Regions from separate parts of the Homo sapiens genome. Here region 2 is linked to region 1. The links are chromatin contacts, found by Hi-C or POLR2A ChIA-PET in ENCODE. All regions are on one chromosome and are shown on one strand. Each heading gives the region's core, a stretch centred on a gene start or an enhancer-like site at or near the end of the contact. The rest is flanking DNA. Distances are from core to core; before and after follow the strand shown. Region 1 has its middle 26 kb from the start of TNFRSF21. Region 2 has its middle 39 kb from the start of CD2AP.

What was found. A loop is a pair of places that touch in the nucleus more often than their neighbours do. ChIA-PET counts read pairs that join two places held with the same protein, here RNA polymerase II (POLR2A). Pooled maps may share reads with other maps.
Region 2: a loop to region 1 is called in a pooled map, with 3 times the contacts of the local background. The contact joins two enhancer-like sites. A Hi-C loop is called at or near these places in 1 of 50 pooled maps. POLR2A ChIA-PET finds 5 or more read pairs at or near these places in 2 of 52 experiments (OCI-LY7 and activated CD8-positive, alpha-beta memory T cell).

Annotation. Positions count from the first base shown.
Region 1 is chr6:47,333,798-47,337,658 of GRCh38, forward strand. No RefSeq gene overlaps it. Among named protein-coding and RNA genes, the nearest start is that of TNFRSF21, 26 kb to the left of the region's middle. Within about 2 kb of position 1,839, at least 3 of the 41 ENCODE cell types and tissues checked have a DNase peak (open chromatin) inside an H3K27ac peak, as active enhancers do; they include OCI-LY7, where a contact is called at or near this core.
Region 2 is chr6:47,437,350-47,441,210 of GRCh38, forward strand. No RefSeq gene overlaps it. Among named protein-coding and RNA genes, the nearest start is that of CD2AP, 39 kb to the right of the region's middle. Within about 2 kb of position 1,807, at least 2 of the 41 ENCODE cell types and tissues checked have a DNase peak (open chromatin) inside an H3K27ac peak, as active enhancers do; they include OCI-LY7, where a contact is called at or near this core.

The DNA of each region.
Region 1 (3,861 bases), core at 589-3,088:
GGTGGGGAACATCACACACCGGGGCCTGTCAGGGTTTGGGGGCCTCAGAAGGGATAACGTTAGGAGAAATACCTAATGTAAATGACGAGTTTATGGGTGCAGCAAACCAACATGGCACATGTATACCTATGTATCAAACCTGCACGTTGTGCACATGTACCCTAGAACTTAAAGTATAATAATAAAAAAAAAACACCAGAGTGATGAGATCCATTAAAAAAAGTTATATATTATCTTTATTATTGTTATTGTTAACATTGGGTTTTGCCTTTTTAGTCCTTAATGTTAACCATTTTAATGACTGCATTTAAAACATGAGGCTCATTTTTACCCTTCGTATCCTCAAATATGAGCCCCCCAGCCCTCTGTCATTTTAGCTACAGCAGGCAGGAGTCAAGGAGTCCCACTCCCATGGACAGCAATGGTGTGAGAGCTGATTTCCCAGGGATCAGACTGCCCCTTCTTTTTTCTATTTTGTTTCTTTACTCTTCTTTTGATCTTATGCTCTCAGCTTCTTTGTCCAAGCTCCTCCCTCTTCTCTCACCCCTCCTCCTCCCTGACCCCTCCTATACTTGTGAACTCCTTACCACCCCAAATGCCAAGAATGTGAATTATATAAAAAGGCAAAAATATAAGATGTAAACAGAACCAGACAATGGAGAAGGAAGCAAAATTGTTTTTCAAATATAAGAGGAAAAAGCAAATCCTCTAAAAGATCCTATTACATGGTGGTGACTCAGATACTGGGGCTTGGGAAGGGATGGATCATTTCAACTCTCATGGGAAGGTAACTTTGTCCTATACAAAGACTGTGATCTTGAGAAGTGATAGCTTCCCCCAAGGTAAGGTACTTGCAATACCACAATCTAGTTAGAAACATGTATTTGGTCTCTGTTCCTGCTTTGATAGAAGTGCTCTATCTTGTAGATAGAGATGCTAGGAGAATCTTTTGTTCTAATATTTGGTCTTTGACCCTAGTTCCTGACACAGAGCATCTAAAACCTTTGTAATTTCCTGAGTGATACGAGTGTCTGACACAGAGCTCCTAAATCCTTTAGAACTTCCTGGGTAATAAGAGCATCTTTTGTTCTAGTGAGGCAACTTTCGGTGGGCTTCTGGATAGCCTCAGGATGGAGGCTGTTTGCCAGGGGAACCAACCATATGACTAAAGGCTGAAACTTTAAGCCCCATTCCCTGATCTCAGAGAACGCAAGAGGGGCTGAAGGTTAAATGGATCCTCGATGACCAGAAATGTAATCAATTACACCTATGTAATGAAGCTTCAATATAAATCCAAAGGGACCATGGTATAGAGAGCTTCCAGGTGGCTGAATAGGTAGAGACTCCTACCCAGAAATGGCCTGGAAGCTCTGTGTCCCTTCCCACACGCCTTGCCCTATGTATGCATCTCTTCCATCTGGCTCTTCATCTGTATCTTTTGTAATATCGTTTATAATAAATGCGTAGATTAAGTAGGTTGTTTCCCTGAGTTCTGTAAGCCTCTCTAGCAAATTAATCAAACTCAAGGAGGAGGAATTCTGATTTACAGCTGTTTGGTCACAAGTATAGGTGACCTACTAATTGTGATGGGCATCTGAAGTTGGAGGGCAGTTTTGTGGGACTGAGCCCTTAACCTGTGGAATCTGACTCTAATTCCAGGTAGATAGTGTCATTATTGAATTAAATTATAGGACACCCAGTTGCTGGTGTTAAAAGAAAAACTTCAGCTGAATTAAATTTAAAGGAGTTTAATTGAGCAATGAATGATTCGCGAATAGGACAGCCCTCAGACTCAGCAGATTCAGAGAGACTACAAGCGTGCCTCGTGGTCAGAACAAATTTACAAACAAAAAAGGGAAGTGACATACAGAAATCAGAAGTGAGGTACGGAAACAGCTGGATTGGTTACAGATTGGTGTTTGCTTTATTTGAACACAGTTTGAACACTTAGCAGTCTACGAGTGGTTGAAATATGGCCTCTGGGATTGGCCAAGACTCAGCTATTGTTACAGGCACATAGTCCTAAGTTAGGTTTTCAACTTGTCTGCTTATCTTAATAAGGTTACAGTTCATCCACCAGGTCTCAAATATAAAATTACGGAGTCCTTCTCAGCCCATATTTAGTTTGCTTTAACAGTGTTCACTGGAAAATTGCTTTTGGTGTGTGAGAAAAAAAATCCCCACACACATTTTGGTGACCAGAGGTGACGTATTCTATATTGGGTGTGTAAGAAAAACACTTGGTTTTCCATCACATACTCCCAGAGCCAGGGGAGAATGCAGGAGGCCTGTCAGTAATGCCTCTAGGAGAAACCAGTGGGCTTCTTGGCAGAGGTAACACATGAGCAGGCTATTGCTGAATGCAGTATGACTCTCGGTGGATACAGGGAGAAGGGCATGTCTCCCCCATCAAAGGAGCAGCCAAACAATGACGAGAAGTCCTCAAAGCCCCTCCATGGTGTGACCTCTGGAATCCCCTCCAACTTCACGTATCACTCCCTTCCATGCTCCCTCTGCTCCAGCTACACTGACTTCCATGCTGTTCCTTAAACTTGCCAAGCAAACCCTGCCTTGAGGGTTTTTGCACTTGCTGTTCTCTCTGCCTGCCAATCTCCTTTCTCACTCCTTCATTGTATCCTCCACTCACAGCCATCACTTCAGAGAAGCCCTCTCTGGCCCCCCTTCTAAAATAGCAATCCCTGTCATTCTCCATCCACTTTCCTATTTTGCCTTTATCAGCATTTTTCTCTACCTGGCATTACATTTTTTCCTTCTGTGTTTATCTTACCATTTTCTGTCTTCCCCCATTAAGTTAAGCCCTGTACTTACAAGACCTTTTCCCACAAGCTTCTTAGCAGACTTAGAATTGATTCCTTTGTTTTGGGCTGGCTGCACAATTTTTTCACTTTGCCTTAGAATTTCATCACCAAGAAGTCTTCACACACAAAGTCTTCACAATCAGGGCAAATGTTCCTCAAAATTCATTTTTTAAATCCAGGTAGAATTTTCTTACCCCTGTTTAACCCTTCCTATCTGTCATTCATTGGCTTTGTGAATTATCTCAAGCCTGAATTATTCTACCTCACCCCAGCCTGTCTGTGCCCTGCCTATGTCAAGAATTCTGCCTTAGCACTGAGAGCCTGCCTGAGAGCTGGGGTTTAAAATGTCAGGTGGGACCCACTAGCACAATTGTGTTTCAGTCCAGACTTGTTGAGCTGCCTGGGTGCAGACATGTAGGAGGTGGAGGGCTAGGTTACACAGGGGTGAAGCTTATAACAGAAAGGGGACAGGGCAAGGGTGTTAAGGGTGTATGCAGTGGAAGATTCACAAAGACAGATTTTGAAGTCTACCTGAGGAAGTGTGGAAGTGGGAACAGACCATGGATGGTTATGGTAAACTGAATAACCTCCCCCTAAAATATTCACATCTTAAATGGCCAGATCCCGTGAATGTTACTTTATATAGCCAAGGAGACTTTGCAGGTGTAACTGAGTTGAGGAGACTTTGCAGGTGTAACTGAACTTAGGATCTTGAGATGAGATTATCCTGGGTTATCTAGTGAGCTATAAATGTAATCACAAGGGTCCTTATAAGACAGGGGACAGAAGGTCAAAGGAAGAAGAAGATGTGTTGATGGACGCAGCAATAAGAGTGATGCCCTTTGAAGACAGAGGAGGAAAGCTATGAATCCAGGAATGTAGGTGGCTTCTGGAAGCTGAAAAAAGCAAGGAAATGGATTCTCCCCTAGAGCCTCCAGCAGGATGCAGTCCAGCCTATGCCTTGACTGTAGCCCAATAAGACCGATTTCAAATTTCTGACCCCTAAAACTGTAAGAGAATAAATTTGTGTTGTTTTAAGGGG
Region 2 (3,861 bases), core at 557-3,056, 100 kb after region 1:
TGACAGTCTGTCATAGGCATCTGTCAGAACATTCTTTTCTTTTCTTTTCGTAGATAAGGGGTCTCACTATGTTCCCCGGGCTGGTCTTGAACTCCAGGACTCAAGGGATCCTCCTGCCTCAGCCTCCAAAAGTGCTGGGATTACAGGCGTGGGCCACCACGCCCAGTCTGTCAGAACATTTTCAAGAGAATGGGAGGATCAACTAATCTGGAGACTTGGTTAAATGGAGGTCTATCAGAGAGCCTCTACTGTACTTCATAATTTTACTTCATTCTTTCTTGAAAATGTGCACTATAATTGTTTGAATTCCCTAGGTTAAAAATCTCCGTATAAATGTCCTTCATTCTTCTTTTGACTACTGAAAGTCAATAACACTTTATCAGTGCACACGAACTCCCACATATACTTCCCACACGGGCTGTTTCAAATTCTTCCTAGCTCATAGTTCTCAGTTCCTCCTCACTGCTGTCATTAAAGTTGATGACCTCTGTCACCTTCCTGTGGTGGGGCAGTTTGTATGGTGCTAGTACAACCAAGGTATACTAAGGATCATGCTCTTTTCCACTGACTGGAAGCAACCTGCCAACCCTGACCATCATGCCTATAAGGGCTCGTGGATTTTACAACATGGATGATGAAGGAGAGGATGGAATAACAGCTCCAGGGGAGCATTCACATGGACTCAGAAAATAATTCTGAATGCAGGCTTCACTGAGTCCAGACTTCAAGAGTGGTCTTCTTGAGATAAATCAAGATATATCTATCATCACAACTCTGGCTAACTTTTCACCTGAGTGTTTCCCCGTGTCTATCACTTTTTCCTTTTCCAAAAGTCTCAAAGAAAGAGTGGATCCCTTTCAAAGGCTAACAACCCTCCTGTGTTCCAAATTCCATTTCCTTCTTGCAGTCAAAATCTCCTCCCCCAAATCTCCTGTTCTCCAGTGGAATATATTTTCCTATGTTTCCAAGAAATTTATCCTTGTGTAATCATTTCTACAAACATGTAGTTCATCTTAAAATGGGTGAAATACGGGGACATGTTTTTATTCCTCATCTGTAGATACTTCTTTGTTAAATCACTTTAGCTGCCTCTTTCAGAATAATTTTTTAATTTTTTCTAAATATATTTATTTTCTATTCTTTTATTATTGTTATTGCTTTGCTCAGAAACTTCTAATTCATATGTAGAAATTCTATTTGGTATAACATGCTGTCAAGAGTGTTTCTGTCTACTTAACCCAACCTATGGGACTCTCATGACACTTAAGGTGTATAGAACAGGACACTGATGAGGATAAAACCAACACTAGAGGATGGAATGCCCTTGAAGATCTTCATATTAAAAGGAGTTTCCTGGTTGGGCGCAGTGGCTCACACCTGTAATTCCAGCACTTTGAGAGGCTGAGGTGAGCAGATCACTTGAGGTCAGGAATTTGAGACCAGCCTGGCCAACACTGTGCAATCCCTTCTCTATCAAAAAATACAAAAACTAGCCAGGTGCAGTGGCACACACCTGTAGTCCCAGCTACATGGGAGGCTGAGGTGGGAGCATCACTTGAACCCGGGAAGCGGGGGTTGCAGCGAGCCGAGATTGCACCACTGCACTACAGCCTGGGCAGCAGAGTGAGACCCTGTCTCAAATACAAAACAAGACAAAAAAACAAAAAGGAGTTTTCCTGTATGACCATGGGCACTTAAAGTACAGGGTCCAGGAGAAGTCAGTTAACACCAGATCATAACTGTAGCATTTCTTTTGTTTCTGAAAAACTCTCAGATGTTGTGACTTTGCATGATAAGAGGAAGCTGCAAGAAGAAGTCTTGTGCTGGGGAAATAGAAATAGACCACAAGAAATGCTTACTGTCTCAATTAGCGTCAGCTGTCCCAACGCTGACCTAAAAGGAGCCCAATATTAGTCTATTAGGAGACAGGCATGGGGCCGGCCCTCTCTGGCCAAGAATGGATACTATGAAATAAATGTCTGGAACCATTGCACTTCTCTTCTCCCAGATGTCACACCCGCTTCTTGGCAGTCAGGGCTTTGAGCTCATCACATTTGGGTCTGGCCTCATGTGGAAGATGTAATAATACCTACGAAGGACTTTAGGCAAAACATTCTATTTTCAGAATAATAGAAAAGTTCTGATTTGAATGCTGTATGCTAGTTTCTAAATTAGGCATTTTGCACAAAGATATCTAAAAGTCAGCACTAGTCAATTGTGACAGAGTAGGCTTCTGGAAAAATAGAGAAGCAACTTCACTTCTGAGTTGAAAACTTAATTTTTTATATATAGGTATTCCTGCCCTACCTGCCTAGTTTCCTTAAAAAGAAACACATTTCCACTTCATAGCTTCCTTTACCCAACTCTCCGCTTTTCCCTTCTTTAAAATAATGACAACACTATGTGAAATGTGATTTGTTGTCAAAAAGGTGGATGAACAGTTGATTCTTCAAAATATTCATTATACCCTTTACTATGCCCTAACTCTGTGCGGGACATTGGCAAACACTGGGACTGCAATCTGCAAGGATTCTGTAGGCCCTGCCCTTCTGAAATTTAGTTCCCAGAATATTGTTTCTCTACCATTTTTTCATTATTGCCCCCTAAGAAACATTTTTAGACACTCCTTTCCTAACTGCTCCACCATGGAATTTTGATACCACAGATATCGTGTATATATTTATGTACTGTGTCTATATCCATGCATTATACACAGAAATATCAATGGCTTTTTGCTCCCAAGAATCAACTTTCACTCCCTCAGGGGTAATGTTATCCCTGTTAAAAGTGTATATTCTATGGCAGGGCGTGGTGGCTCATGCCTGTGACCCCAGCACTTTGGGAGGCCGAGGCGGGCAGATCACCTGAGGTCAGGAGTTCGAGACCAGCCTGGCTAACATGGTGAAAACCCGGCTCTACTAAAAGTACAAAAATTAGCCGGGCGTGTTGGCACATGCCAGTAGTCCCAGCTACTCTGGAGGCTGAGGCACAAGAATTGCTTGAACCTGGGATGTGGAGGTTGCAGTGAACCAAGATTGCACCACTGCACTCCAGCCTGGGCAACAGAGTGAGACTCTGTCTCAAAAAAAAAAAAAAAAAAAAAGAAAAGAAAAGAAAAAAAATGTGTATGTTCTAGGAGAAAGAAAGAGAATAGGCAAACACATAAGAAAAGTAACTGTGATGAATAAAATGTAGGAAATAAAAAGGGCTGAAAATTAGGGTACGGTTACTTTGGATAGGGATGTACAACCATACACCTGTAGGTAAGCTCCAGGAAGGATGCCCGTAGCTTCCTGGTCTCATTTTCCCTGGAGCCCAGTTAAAGTCCCCCACCTGAAATTGGAAAGGAAAAAAAAGACTAAATATAATTCACTAGAATACAAATAACTTCTGTCTTCCTGTTATTCAAACAAAGTCACATTAAGCCATGTTCCTCCTTTATACAAGCTCTACACCCTAAACAGCAGAGTTGCCAAAAGCTGGACACTCGAGGAATACAATTTTATTGGTCACGTGTTTCTGTGCAACTCTGAATGGGTCATTGTTTCTTAATAAGGATGTGAGGCTATCAAAGTTAAATTTAGCTCACCATGGTTGTGGTGGAACAAAGCCGATATATTTGCATAATGCTCTCCTACATAGGTGTGTTCCAGCAAAATAGTGAAGGCAGCATAATTGAATGCTGAAAGACAATAAAATGTTCTGGCTAAGAGCACTGGAGTCCAGACCACTGTCCACAAACAGGCAGGTCATTTAACTACTCTCTAAGGCTTAGTTTATCCATATGTAAAATGAGAATATTATACTATTATATTGTTTTTTCTTTTGTTTTTTGTTTTGAGATGGAGTCTCCCTCTGTAG